Linked DNA regions of Homo sapiens: all the other regions are linked to region 1. A link is a contact called in ENCODE Hi-C data. All regions are on one chromosome and are shown on one strand. The core of a region is the stretch at or near the end of the contact, and the rest is flanking DNA. Distances in the headings are between cores, read along the strand shown.

The links. A loop is a pair of places that touch in the nucleus more often than their neighbours do. Pooled maps may share reads with other maps.
Region 2: a loop to region 1 is called in a map of ascending aorta, with 3 times the contacts of the local background. The contact joins the promoter of HAPLN1 here to the promoter of COX7C in region 1. A Hi-C loop is called at or near these places in 2 of 168 maps with a recorded cell type or tissue (ascending aorta and chondrocyte) and 9 of 50 pooled maps.
Region 3: a loop to region 1 is called in a pooled map, with 5 times the contacts of the local background. The contact joins the promoter of EDIL3 here to the promoter of COX7C in region 1. A Hi-C loop is called at or near these places in 4 of 50 pooled maps.

The regions. Positions count from the first base shown.
Region 1 is chr5:86,615,326-86,620,183 of GRCh38, reverse strand. COX7C (cytochrome c oxidase subunit 7C) reads right to left here and starts at 2,243. Exons shown (of 3, transcript NM_001867.3): 1 at 2,054-2,243; 2 at 688-831. The coding sequence starts at 2,128. The coding sequence ends at 715. RefSeq lists enhancers at 1,153-1,818, 2,116-2,205, 2,138-2,432, 1,819-2,484, 2,496-2,575.
Region 2 is chr5:83,718,602-83,723,459 of GRCh38, reverse strand. HAPLN1 (hyaluronan and proteoglycan link protein 1) reads left to right here and starts at 2,605. Exons shown (of 5, transcript NM_001884.4): 1 at 2,605-2,671. RefSeq lists a silencer at 961-1,020.
Region 3 is chr5:84,382,312-84,387,169 of GRCh38, reverse strand. EDIL3 (EGF like repeats and discoidin domains 3) reads left to right here and starts at 2,290. Exons shown (of 11, transcript NM_005711.5): 1 at 2,290-2,862. The coding sequence starts at 2,796. EDIL3-DT (EDIL3 divergent transcript) reads right to left here and starts at 4,748. Exons shown (of 4, transcript NR_183295.1): 1 at 4,632-4,748.

The sequences.
Region 1 (4,858 bases), core at 994-3,493:
TGCCTTAATGAGGAAAGTATATTTAAAAGTTTGAGTTTCCCAACATGGCTGAGTTGGTGAGGCACAGATTTACAATTGCATAATTATCTGGGACTTATGTATCAAGGAGCACTAGAAGGGTTTTATCTTCAGGGATTTTTCACAACTTAAACAAGTATTGTAAGCCAATTTAAAAACTAGGAGCACAGTGACCACTTTCTAAAAGAAATGGAAATGTTTATAGTGTTTTAAAAGACACATTCTCAGCTACTGTTCTAGTAACAGTGTTCAAGATAGAGTAACATTAATCAGTTTATCAGTTTTACCTGGTTAAAAGTGTGAGTTCTGCAACAAGAAACTGCCTGGGCAAGAGTCCTGGTCCACCATTATACTAGTTATGAGATGTTGAACAACTTAACATCTCTGTGTCTCAGATGGGGTTACTATCATCCGCCTCACAAGCTTGCTAGAGAACATGAGATATCGATGTAAAGTGTACCTGATAAGCAGTAGTATTCAATAAACACTGGCCATTATTGAAATATTTTTATATAGGTTTACAACTAGTCTCCACCAATGCCACATCTACACATAACCTCAGGAATCAGCCCTACACAACAATGTATTTGTGTGTGTGTTCTGGGTGATGGGGAAGAGGCTACTTAATAAAAAGGCCTGCTTTAACATGATTAGAAATCCACTAACTACCTGTTAAATGGAGGAACTGAAACATCCTTATGTTTTAAGCAGTTGGTGTCTTACTACAAGGAAGGGTGTAGCAAATGCAGATCCAAAGTACAAACACATCTTAGCTAGTAACGACCACTTGTTTTCCACTGAAAATGGCAAATTCTGTTGGAAAAAAAGAGAAAAAGTAATCGAAATTGAATCTCAAATCATCTGCTTAATAATCAAAATACAAGTATACAGGAAATGCTAGTTATATTTTACATCATCAGGTTAACATATGCCATAAATCATAACATCGTTTTAAACATTTATCTTTCAAATCCTATGACCTTCATCACAAAACACTACATGGCAAGAAATAATCTGGCTTTACTAAGCACTAGGCAATGAATGGTCTTGAGGACTCAAACGTCAAATAGTGAGAAGTTTCTTACTTTAGAAAATCGAAAAAACTACTGTCCTAAGTAGTCACCTTAGAAGATACATGGCAATGTTAAGTGCAATACAGCTCTTTTTTTTTCTTTTTTTTTTTTTTTGAGACGGAGTCCCGCTCTGTCCAGGCTGGAGTGCAGTGGCCCGATCTCGGCTCACTGCAACCTCCACCTCCCGGGTTCAAGCGATTCTCCTGCCTCAGCCTCCCGAGTAGCTGGGATTAGAGGCACACACCACCACGTCCGGCTAATTTTTTTGTACTTTTTAGTAGAGACAGGGTTTCGCCATGTTGGCCAGGCTGGTCTGGAACTCCTGACCTCAGGTGATCCGAACGCCTTAGCCTCCCGATTACAGGCGTGCGCCACCGCACCTGGCCCACAGTTTTTTTTGTTTGTTTGTTTTTCATTACCAAGCACCTTCTCTGGCCTTTATGACTAGGCCTCGTGTGACCCTCCGAGATTGTTACTGCTATGTGGTTTAAGTTATTTACACCTGAGGCCAAACCCAGCCTTAACTGAGGTGAAGGGTTAGTACTTCTAACTTAGGCAGCTAGTTTAAAAAGCCTGTTCCATAACCAGAGGCCCTGATTTCCTCATGATTTTCCAATGACCTTCATTTCGGGTCCGATGACCTCCAGCTCGGATTTAACCAACACACCTACAGCCGTGGCCTCCCGGAGCCATCTCAGGGCTTTCTGCGGGGCGGGGGAGGGGGCGTCAGGTGGCTGATGGAGGCAGGGCTTCCGGATCTACCTGCCCATTCCTTTAGCGGCTACGCGCTAGGATGCCCAGCTTCCTCACTGGTCCTTGGGCTAAGTGGAATGCTAGTCTGCGTCTCAGCCTGGTTTCTGGCTATCATCTCCCACGCCACAGCCCGGAGGCGGCCTTGCAGGTGCGCGAGTCACAGCCAAGCGCCCCCTCCCCCAACGAAGCCGTGCCCCTTACACACTAACCTTCCCAGGGCCCTCCTCATAGTGGCTCCTACGGACCACAGAGGTTGTGAACCTCCGGATGCTCTGGCCCAACATACCGCTGCTGGAAGCTCTGCGAAAGGCGCAGAGAATGAGGACAGATGAAATGGCGGCACCTCACCAAGACCTTTTTTTTCACGACCTTGTTCCCCGGTGCGCAAGGACTGAAAAGAAAGATGGGAAATGGGGCGGAGCCTTGAGGAAACGCGACAAAGCGGAAATCGCCCTGGATTGTGGGAATTGTAGTTCAGACCATTGCGGAGCCTTATCAGCCCCCGAAGGATTGTGGGAAATGTAGTTTCGCGCCAGGCTTAGGTCTAGGATTCCTGGGGCCTGTTACCGGAAACGATTTTATTGAATCAAGTGAAGCAGTTTCACCCCGTATACTCTAGTCTGTTGAAAAGGACAATAAACCCATCCCTTTTCTCTTCTTTCTTTCTTTTTTAAAAATAAAGTATATGCTAGGTGTCAATGATTTCGAGGACTTTTGCCAATGCTGAGAGATATGTGCTAATGATCCTAGCTGAAGAAACAAAGCATAAACACAAGTAATCAAACAACGTGCAGCACAAAGGACTTCAGAGAGAAAACTGAAATGCTAAGGGAATGATCACTAAAGATAATGGGAATCGAATAAAAAAGAAGGAAGAACAAAGGGCAGGGAAAACTCAAGTCTGGTATGAGTACAGCATGTGTGAGGAGTAGAAGGGAAAAGTGGCCTCTGACACCTGGAGCTAGCCTGGACTAGGAACTGGTGTCCGCCTGATGAACGTACACAATTTCAGCAAGCATTAGCATCCAACAAGACCACTCTGACAGTGTTCATTAAGAAAAGAATATGATCACTGTGTAATCACATCTGAACACAGATAAAACATTGTCCAAGCCACGAAAATGACCGGACATCACCCTATCTGGTTTAATTTGATGACTTCTGCTTCTTTACCAATTACAATCTTAGCCTTGATCTAGCCTTTCTTCCTCCTAAGATTTGGTAAGGTAGCCAATATTAGGAGAAAAAAATCCCAAATCCAATAAGCATTTTCTAATATTTTACAGAGAACCCTTACTGCAATGAATAATAAACCCCGTTTGTCAATTACATGTGTGCTTCTGGTGGTCTTTGACCAGAAGGTATTGAGAAGAAACCAGTGATAAATGAACCTGGGAAAGTGGTGTTAGGTTAGATTGTGAAAGGCCCTGGTAACCTAAATGTTATGTTATTCATCTGTGGGGGAGTGTATATTGCCTCACGTGTCTCATTTATATAGCATTAGGAAACAATTCCAATAAGACCTAAGGTTTGCTTTGAAAAGGGCATAACATATATGCTCTTTTCGTCTTTTTTTTTTTTTTTTTTTTCAGTTTTTGGAAGAGAACAACCATGCCCCTCCCCCCCAAAAAAACACTTAAAAAAAACACTTAAATTCATATTTTGTTTCAACAAGTAGCTTCTTTTTGAGTAGGGGTTCATGAAATGCATCATAACTGGTGTCCTCTACCACCTAATTTATAGAAGTTATGTGACATTCCATTTTTTTTTAACATTCCGTTCACTGCCTTTACATATTAAAGAATTCTGATTTAACTATAATTGAGAAACTTTTTCACACTTAATATTTCTAGATTACACTTTTCAATCTAGTGTGAGTAATGTTATCTGTGGATTTGGTTCATTGTTGCTTCTAATTCACATTAATTGAGCCTCCATTGGGTATCTGGCTTTGAGTTAACTCTTTAGGGACCTGCAGGGCAGAGATTCCAGAATATGGTTTCAGAACTGTCTGCCTTCTCATGGGCTTTGTGGTAAGTTAAATACAAAAAAAAAAAATATGTTTGGCCGGGCGCGGTGGCTCACGCCTGTAATCCCAGCACTTTGGGAGGCCAAGGCAGGCGGATCACGAGGTCAGGAGATTGAGACCATCCTGGCTAACACGGTGAAACCCCGTCTCTACTAAAAATACAAAAAATTAGCCGGGCGTGGTGTCGGGCGCCTGTAGTCCCAGCTACTTGGGAGGCGGGGGCAGGAGAATGGTGTGAACCCGGGAGGCAGAGCGTGCAGTGAGCCGAGATCACACCACTGCACTCCAGCCTGGGCGACAGAGCGAGACTCCATCTCAAAAAAAAAAAAAAAAAAAGTTTATACCTATGTAAATATGGGGGAGGGTGGTGGTTACACTCAAGTGCCGGGCATGTGAGTGAAGCTATCTTGGACACTTCAGCCCAGCCCCGCCCTCAGCTGAATATTGCTGAGTGACCACAGTCACTGCTGTGTGGAGCAGAGTTGTCTAGTTGACTCCTACCCAAAATGTTGTTCTAGAGATTTGTGTGGTATAATAAAATGGTTGTTTTTTCAAGTCATTAAGTTTGGGGTAGTTTTTTATGGAGCAACAAAGAGAGAACTAGAAGTAACACAGCTGTTCTATTTAAGGAAATTAGCCTTTCTTCTAGATGCCATGAGGAAAACAGTTTCTCATTACCAATCTGTAGATGAGAATTTGGCTGTATCATGTAAAATATTATCTTTGCTTCAAATATATCTTTCTCTGGAGTCATGTTTCTGTGATAGTTCTTCAGCTATAATGAAGATGGATGTGCCAAACATGCCAAAACATTGAAAGTATGGGAGGTAGAGTGGTTCCATTTGAAGGTGGTGTAGCAGCTGGCATATTCTAGAGAATGCTAGACACTCAGAAATGCACTTTGCAGCTTTTTGATGCTACTGATAAGTTAGGAGGTAAATTGAAGTGGGATTCAAAGTGGCTGAGATCACTCATTCTTGGCAGA
Region 2 (4,858 bases), core at 1,356-3,855, 2.9 Mb after region 1:
TTATTTCTGGAAGTCTATCTCAATAGTTGCGGCTATACCTGAGATTGAAAAAAAATCTAGTGTAGCTCACCATGGTGTGACTAAGTTGCAAAATAGATTGTCTTGGGTGGTTATTAAACAATTTCAGAAGAGAATACATTAAATTATCTTAATGTTGTGCCGGAATAAGTGTATAGAGCAGACCACAAAATAGGGGAACAAGTGCCAGCCATGAGCCAGCTGATTTGATTTACGCTCCAGGCAATCGCCAGAAATTAGGTTGTTAAGCTGAGGGAACAAGATCGGTATTTAAACTGTCTTTATATGATATCATAGCCACACACCACCAGCCTTACCACCTTTATGGTGCTTTAATATAAAAATTGGATATTTGTTTATAAGTCTAATTCGTTTATGTTCTTTAAAATACACACCACCCTGAACGTTTACAAGAAATATGAATAGCATAAAAACCCTTTGCATAGTTGAAAAGCCGAGATGTATCTTATTTTTATTGGCAGTTAATGTAGAGGCCTATATAACAGCTGCCTCAATAGCCACTAGATTAGGGACATAAAACTGCAAAACCTGTTCCCTGTGCGGGAGGGGAAACAGAAAAATAAGAGAAGCGCCCTCACCCAGGTTTTGGAATTCCAAGAAAGGTGTTGAACGCCTGATGAAGAATTCATTTTGAATATAACTGTCTTCATTTAGGGAGGGTGTGTGAGTGTTCCGTTTGTCTTTGAAATGAAACCTTTCCAAGAGGCACGTGTTGATTTACCAAAGACAGAATGGCAAGGGGGAGCCCAGAGGCAAGAACTGGTGAAATCTCTCAGAAGACGCGGGAAGAAGCCTTTTTTCCCCTGCAATCTCTCCCGCCTCTCTCCAGAGTCCAGGAGGAGGCAGTCCCCGTGGCTTAGGCTTTATCTTTAAGACAATAGCGCCGCTCGCCGCCACCCGCGCGACTCGGATCGGGCATCCCGGCGGCCGCACCCCGCGCGCTGGCTCATCTGCACACCGGCCACCTGCATTGTCGGCCAGAGCCCCCGTCCCGGCGGCTTCCCCAGCAGCTTGGCTGCCCCTCAGGTCCTCCCATCCCACCTTGCACCTCCAGGACGCCCTGGACCCGCCCATCCTCCTGCCCCACTAGCTCATCGACTTACGACTCCCTCAGTCCCTACGGCCCACGGAACCCTCTCCCCAACCCGCGCCACAGCCCGAGCGGCGGCGGCGGCCTTAAGAAGCCCGCAGTCCCGCCCGCGCCGCCCCGCCGGGGCCGGAGGTTGGAGCCGGGAGCACGGCCGCGAATCCCCGCACGTCCCCAGCGCTCCGCGACACCGGGCCCTGCTCGCTGCAACTCGGGGACGGCCTGCGTCTCGCCTCCACCCTGGCCGCGGGCCCCTCGAGCTTGTTTGCTTGTCCTCAGTCCCAGGGCCAGCCCCGCTCCCTCCTCCCGGCTGCTCCAACAGCCGTTTGCTTCCTGCGGTGTGTTTCTTTTTTCCCCTTCCTAGACTCCATCAAAGGTGGCTCTGTTATTGAAATATGAAGCCATTTCCTCTCCAAAACCCTTGGTTACTCAAGGCGGGAATCAATGGACCTATATACTCTCCCAGAAGTTATAAATAAACGTCTATTTGTTCAGGAGGCGTTTTCCCGCGTGTCCCAGCATCTTCCCCACTGGTTATTTCAGGGGTGTGTGTGTCTGTGTGTGTGTGTGTGTGTGTGTGTGTGTGTGTGTGTGCGCGCGCGCGCCCTGTGCCCATCTGGTTCTAATCCTGGTTATGGATCCACAACCCAACCCCACCCATCCCGTCTCCCCCTCGCATTCCTCGTTCTATAAATAAATCCAGGTTCTTTGAGCTCTGTCATCCAAGGATACAATAGCAGTTGTTTGTTAAGAGAAATTTAAACTCAACACCAATACTGAGTCCAGTAAACCAGAAAATATGCTTCTGGTGATTTGGGTGGAAGGCCATCTCCAGTTTAAGAAGCTTTATGTGCCACTATCATCATTGTCTGTTATCCTTGATCTCCTTTGGTGAGGGGAAGGCGGGAAAGAGAGGACCTCTCCGACCCTTGGATTTTTCTTTTAAGCAGAGGCTAATAAAACAAAGCGCAAACTGACTGTCCTGAGGAGTCTGCTCACACCGCTGCCCCGCAGATCATTCCACAGACCCCTTGTCCCATCCCTTCTGGACAGACCCAGGACTGATGAGGGTTCGGGTTCGGGAGGTGTGGTGTGGTGGGGGCTTGTGTGGCTGTAGCGGCCGGCTTTCCTAAACCCCAGAGCGGGATACTCGGGATCTGAGCAGAGGGGAAAGTCATCTAAGAGGCTGCTGCTTTACAAGGTCTGGGCACAGAGCTGCCCCTCCCTTCCTCCCTGAAGTTTGCATGAAGTGCACATTAGGCTGTAATTAGGGGATTTGGGAGGAGAACTTTCCTGGTGACGCTTTGCTTTTCTTCTGCTCTTGGTGAGAAAGTGCCTCCTTCTTCCCAGGATCAGGACCTCTGCCATCCAGCGCCACAAAGAGACATTCTGCACACACACTCACACACGCACACACACACACACTCTCACACTCGCCCAGAGACAAACTTAAGGTGAGGAGAAAGAGCGCTAGCTTCACTTGATCTCCAGCTTCCAACTTAAGCAGAACTTGAGAGCATCCGAACTCCTGGATTTCAGGACAAGGTAAAACTTGCAAATTGTTTCCCCCTCTTTTGGTTATACCTTTGTGCCTTTAAGATTTCAGAGGGCAATACACATGCAATGTATATATACATTAAACAAATTTTATTCTTTTCTTTTGAGTTTAGTTTTCATTTGAATTTAATATGACACCTCAACTTTTAAAAAAGTTTCATATTGTCGGATAAAATATTTCACTACAATAAACAGGCTCAGTCTAAAAATGGAGAAAGAATTAACTCTAGTATCTTAGCTTCTGCTAGTGCTCCTGTAAATCTGGTAGGGTCATGGTTTCCAAGTGGTGACTTTTCTATCTGTATCTCAACAACCATTTTTATAGCACCTGAGATGAAACAAGGATAGTATAGGCTGAAGGGAAAGGTGAGGAATGGGAATGTCCAGCCAGGCTTATGAATTTTGTTTCAGAGAATATATAGGGTTATGTGAAAAAGAAAGTTACTTTAGGCATAGGTAATACCTGTTAGATTAATAATCTTAGAAATGTTGCCATTTTTGGCCCAGGCTTCCTTCTCCAGCTAATTATGAACTTAAGATCATAGAATGATGATGCATTTCATATATACAATGATGTTGATGGATAATTTGAATGCACTGAAGAGAATTTATAGTCATAGTTAAGATTACTGTTAAAAGTTGCTTAAAGAAATTATTTGTATGTTGAGACTGTTCCCCACCAAAAACAAACCTAAACTTGTTTGGGCTTCGATTAAGTAGTTTTCTTCCATTGAATGTGACTGTTGTGTTCAAAATAAGATGGCTTATTAATTTGAGAATAAGTTGCTTTATTTTCATTTATCACTGGAAAAATACACACAGTGGCCAGTACATTTGGGAATTTTTAGGGTGGAAAGTGTTCCTGTACATGTTCCAGTGTGATGTCATAAAATCAAACATACTGGCTGGCTTCTTGGAAGCTAATAGTTCTTAAGAAATTAAGGCTGTGGATTGATTTCTAAATGAATGTAATATTTATTCATTACAATTGTAGTTTCTGGTAACTATTTCTATGTGATTATTTCTGTGTACTAAATTTGCAGAGATTTTATACACATTTCAGTCATTTCAGTATTTTAATGGAATGGGAATATTGTTCTATCAAAAGTATATCATAGTAGTTATCTTTGGAGAATTTTTAATGTGATATGATTCATAATTCTTATATCAGTTAACAAATTCCATTTACCTACAAAAATGAAAGTTTCTCTTCCATTCAGTAAAATATAATGTATACCAAAGGACTCTTCAGATATTAGCTTTAGTCTTTAGTCACTTTTATACCACCCATTTTAAAAAATTTAATTGTTTCAGCTAAGAAATGAATTTATACTTTTGTTGATGACCTCTTCCACTAAATTGGAAACAGCTTAAAAACAGAACTAGATAAGAAGTAATTTTACTTAAGGCTAATTAAATGAACAAGAGATAACCAACAACCTCAACAGACCACTGCTCTACAGGAGGAATGTACCCAGAGGCCAGTATTCTCGACAGGAATGCCTTATGGGCCTGGGCTTTCTATGAGAAACAAGAAGGTGGGGAAACATTATGTACTTATTTATAAAATGAGCCATTTATTTTCAGCAAGGCCCTGTCTCTCAGAGGAATGACTGACACTGTAATTTAGAAGTACTGAAGAGACTTTCACAGAGAAGAATCAATTCATTATATCCCTAGTGGTTTCACTTCCTTTTCCTTCCTTTGGGAGCAAGTAACACATCCAGGATAAATACATTCAGAGTACACAGAAAGATACTTTATGAGTAAACGGTCTACTAAACAATCCTGCCTTTTAGCATCTTAGGTGTGGAATATTGGTATTTTCTGAACAGTTGAAGAAGTCCTTTGAATCTTAAGATAGCAATGCACTTCATCTTTGTAAAGATGAACAAAAGTTATATTCAGAAAATGACTCCCTTCCTTAGAAAATACTAGTTTTCTTTTTCATTTCTTTTTGCCCCATGCACATTTTATTTTTCAGATTGCATTTTTAAGATCATGATCTCTCACCAGTTAAAATTCTGACGAAATACCAGGCAAATTTGAAAATAATTTTGATAGTGCTTCAAATTAATTTTCTGACATCCTGCAGCCATGAGTAGTAACCATAGTACTTAGTCTATGTCATTTAAGTGTACTTAGCCTGTCATTTAAAGGTAGCAAAATGCTGTT
Region 3 (4,858 bases), core at 1,041-3,540, 2.2 Mb after region 1:
TTCAATTTCTGCAGTCTTCTAACATATCTTATATTCCACTTCTGAAGAGGCTATGTGTGAGTGCAGTAACAGTGAAATGAGTCCTATCAAGGTAAATTAGGTAAAGTGCCTAGAATCTTCAAAATGAAAGGCTTATTGGTAGATGATCATTATCAATTAGTGGTTCAAAAAGAGGGGATGATTATGAATATGGAGCTGTGGATTTAAGACTATCAATTTTTTATTGGAAATGAGACGAGAAAGTAGAGATATTAAACTGGCAACATCTTTCATAAGTTGTCTATCAGGTAATACAGAATGTCATTTACTGTCTCCGCACCAAGTATTTGGGCATAGAATGTGCATTGTAATGTACTTTTATGCCCACTAGTTTTTAAAAACCCTTCTTTAAATTAAAAGAAAGATACATGTTTAGAAACACACACTGTTGGCAAAAATAATTTAACTTCTTAATATGCTCATTAAGGTCAAATACTATCAAAAAAGTGGAAATAAACAGGGAATAACATACAAAACTACACAAAATTCTTAACCCACTCTTTTTTTTCCCTTAAATATCACATCCCAGAGAGACTGGTTTCCAACTTTACATTTTTAGGATTTAGTACTATCCTTTAGAAATAAAACCTAAAACTAATATTAGACATCTCATTTCAAAAGTTAAAGTGTATTTTAGGATGAACATGCCACAGGGTGACTGAAAACATAGTTTCACAAGGAAGTAATGATGATGCACCAGAAAATTAGAATTTGATTGCTTGAAACATCTTTGCTACAACTCTGGACAATACTGTCTTATTCTAACATCTGTGACTTTAGGCATATAAATAGACAGTAAATAAATGAATCTCTCTCATTCTCTTAGCAAGGTGATTTTTTAAAAAATGTGTTTTAACCCTCCCACCAATCGTGAGATATGAACAAACCCTTTCTGAAAGGTGTTCTTTTTTTTCTTTCTTTCTTTCTTTTTTCCGTTGTTTGCTTGTCAGTTATACAATACCTTAAACCCTCCCTAGCAGTATTCAGCATTACGGTTCCATTCACCTCGCATTCTTCATTTCACTTAAAATTTGAAAAGGAAGGTAGAAATTTAAGTTTAAAGGACTCATCTCACCTTTAAAGGACTCATCCTTTAAAGGAGGCAGATGGAGATGTAGTTCCATGGCTAATTGCACTCTGTTATTCTTTTCTTAGTAGATTCACCTTTCAACTCTTTGCCTTCGAGAATGTTTCTCTTTCAATTTCTCTAGCTCTGTGTTTGTCTCTCTCCCTACCTCCCTCTCTAGAAGACAAAAAAAAAAAAAAAAGAAAAGAAAAAAGGAAAAGAAAAAAAAAAGAAAAAAAAGAAAAAAGAAGCCCTGTTTCATTTTGGTACCTGTAACTGCTGGAATTGGATCCATGTACAATAAGCAATCATTCTAACCGAAAAACAGAGAAGAAAGCACAATTGTAAGCCATGAGCTGTATTTTTGGTTCAATCACTTCCACTGCAAAAACCAGTCCATTTATTTTGGCGGATAGAAAGAAAATTTGATCCACCTTAGTGATGCTTCAAGGGTCTGTCTTTGCCTTTATGTTCTTGCACAGTTCCCAAACTTGCCCCACTTCTTCTCTGAAACAGATGTCCTGCTTAACGAGATGCATGTCTCCTACTCACTTCCACCCTTTTGCCCCCGTGAACAGATGAGCCCACAACCCTCTCTCCCCAGCCCTGGAGCTAACTAAATTGTAGACAGAGCAGCAGAGCAGCCCTGTCTTAGCTGATTAGGGTCTGGTTGCTGACTACGTTGCAGTTCCTGAGAAATACGGGGCAATTCACTTTGCAGGGTTCTGTCTCTCATGCAGTTTTGTGCCCCAAGAGTCACTTTTCAAAATCTCTTAACTTCTGTTCCTGGTTATACTGAGAAAGGAAGTTCAGGGGAATCCTTAACGTGGTTAATTATAAAGTCAGTGCTGGAATCCAAGGGACTCTCAGGCAGCAAGGGTGCAGCTCTTAACCCCACAGTCTCCAGCATGTGCGGAGAAGGTACAGGCAATGCAGGAACTTCAGAGGTGGTGGCAGGTGCTAGGTGCTAGGGTGTGGCTGCAGTTGTCTCCCTTTTCTCTTATAGCAGAAGGAGCTGAAAGAGGAGGGGAGGAGGGAGGAAGGAGAGAGAGAGCAAAAGAGAGACAGAGAGAGAGAGCAAAAGAGAGAGAGAGGAGGGGGAGACCCGGGGAGTGAATAACAGGGCGGGCGGAGGGCGGGCGGGCGCCGGGGGAGTGGGGAGCGCGCCTGCCAGGCTCAGACTCACACGCACGCCGCCTCTGTTTGTACACAGTGCGCTCCCGGCGGCCCGCTCGCTCCCCTCCAGCTCACGCTTCATTGTTCTCCAAGTCAGAAGCCCCGCAGCCGCCGCGCGGAGAACAGCGACAGCCGAGCGCCCGGTCCGCCTGTCTGCCGGTGGGTCTGCCTGCCCGCGCAGCAGACCCGGGGCGGCCGCGGGAGCCCGCGCCCCGCCCGCCGCGCCTCTGCCGGGACCCACCCGCAGCGGAGGGCTGAGCCCGCCGGCGGCTCCCCGGAGCTCACCCACCTCCGCGCGCCGGAGCGCAGGCAAAAGGGGAGGAAAGGCTCCTCTCTTTAGTCACCACTCTCGCCCTCTCCAAGAATTTGTTTAACAAAGCGCTGAGGAAAGAGAACGTCTTCTTGAATTCTTTAGTAGGGGCGGAGTCTGCTGCTGCCCTGCGCTGCCACCTCGGCTACACTGCCCTCCGCGACGACCCCTGACCAGCCGGGGTCACGTCCGGGAGACGGGATCATGAAGCGCTCGGTAGCCGTCTGGCTCTTGGTCGGGCTCAGCCTCGGTGTCCCCCAGTTCGGCAAAGGTAAGGCGTCGGGACCCGGACAGCTGGGTGAGGGATGGGCTGGGAGTCCCCTGAGAAACGCCGCGCAGGGGGCCGGAGGCGGTCCCTCCGGCGTGCCAAGGGTGGCGAGCGCCGCTGGCGGCGCGGAGGAGGCGTCGAGTCCTGGGTGCCCCGAGAAAGTGCTTGTAAAGTCTGAGCAGAGTGCGCGGGGCCGAGCGGGGAGAAGGGTGCGGGGTACCGGGGTGAGATACAGGAAAGAGGAGGACGGTGGGGAGCGGTAGAAGACAGCGTCCCCAGGACCAGCGACTCTGTGGCTCACTCGGCCACTGGGTCTCGGCGCAAACCCTCCCTAGGCAGTGCGGGCGATGCTGACTGCAGACGTCGGGCAGGGCTTTCGTGCGGGCGGGAGCGGGGGAAGCCAGTGCGCCCGGGCGTCAGCTAGTTGATGCGGGAAGAGGCTGGGGAGCTGCAGGGCCGTCCGCCCCCGGGTGCGGTGCTCTGGCGCAGGGCCTGGGCTGAGCCGTTCGCAAACCCAGACCCGGCGCTGGGCGTTTTGGCCGCGGGTGAGGTGGAGAGGAGTCTCACAGGTCACTTCAGCTTTCTCCTGCCTCCCCATCCCAGAGGAGCAGCATCGATTACAGCAAACCCCAGGAACCCGCCTCTCCTAGTCTGACCCCAGGGGCCTGGAGCTTAGCTGCGCACCCCCTCCGAGTACCAGTGTTAACTCTTGGTAATGGGGAATAGTGCGGGGCAAGCCACCCCTCGCGTCCCCGCACAGGAGCGGAAAAGTTGTGAGAGCTTGTAGGGTGATGCCTTCTGTGAATTGCACGAAAAAATAAAAACAGAAAAATAAAAATCAAATTAAATTAAAAAGAAAAAAGCATTTAAAAGAAAACGCAGGACTTCGACGAGTGTCCTGCTGGAGTAGTTTAGGCGACTTCCAGGTCCCCTGCGAGGTGCAGCTTGTCCATACAAACCCTTGTGCTGACCTGGGTCTCACCGCTGGCCGGGGCTGAAGTAGTCGCCGGAAAAGGGCAGCGGGGGCAGCAGGGTGTGTGGGGAGGCGAGTGGGAGCTGTGCCTGGGGGAGCTGTGCCACTCCTGCGCTCACAGATGCGGGCGGCCCCTTGTGAGGGATCCGCGGGTAATAGAATCCTCTGCAGGCAGCTTCAAGTGGAAAGCTGAGTGAACTACAGGGTTTTAAATGCTGTGCCTCTAAAAAAGGTAGATGGATTTAAAAATGCGTTGACTCCAGTCCACTTGAGATTAGACAGAGTATGAATATTCTGCACCATCCATCCATGCACCTATCCATCTATTTGAGTCACAAGAAAATTGTGGACTCTTGGGCGACTGTTCGCCCAAGAAGCCGGGTGTTGCTGGCCAGATGCCCTCGCAGCTCTGGCAGTAGAGATCCATGGCCGCGCCTTGCCTGGGCCTCCCTCCGTCCCCCAGAATGTGGTTATTTTCCCCCAGCGTGTAGGCGTGTGTGTAGGTGTGTGCCTCGCCTGCGTTTACAAAGTGCCCTTCCAGTTAATAGGCAAAGGCAGCCACTCCACTAAAGGTTAAGAAATGGTAATGGTTCCAGTAGTTGCTCGGCCGAGTCTCCAGCGATATAAAAAAGAGAGTGCTTCCACGGCTGCTGTTTTTCCTTTCTCTCATTTCCCGTCTGGATTTCCTCTGCACTTTGATCTCTTAGCAGGAAGGGAAGGGGGAAGGACTGCAGGCACTCCCCTCTCCTCCTTCTCTTCCCCGCCTACGTTTCCACCCCAAACACGAAAACACACTCACCCACTCACTCGCATTGTGTCACCGCCACCACCGTACGTCCCCGCTCCGAGGTGGAGGGCGGCGCGGGGTAGAGGAGAAGATAGTGCGTCTAGCCTATGTGGCCGCGCTTGCCTATGTGGCCGCGCTTGCCTGGCTGGGTCTGATTGAGGGAGCCCCGGGGCGCGGCAAGTCCCGGCTCGCTGCAGCCAGGAGCTCTGTCTCCTGAAGATACCCGCGCCGAGGGCACA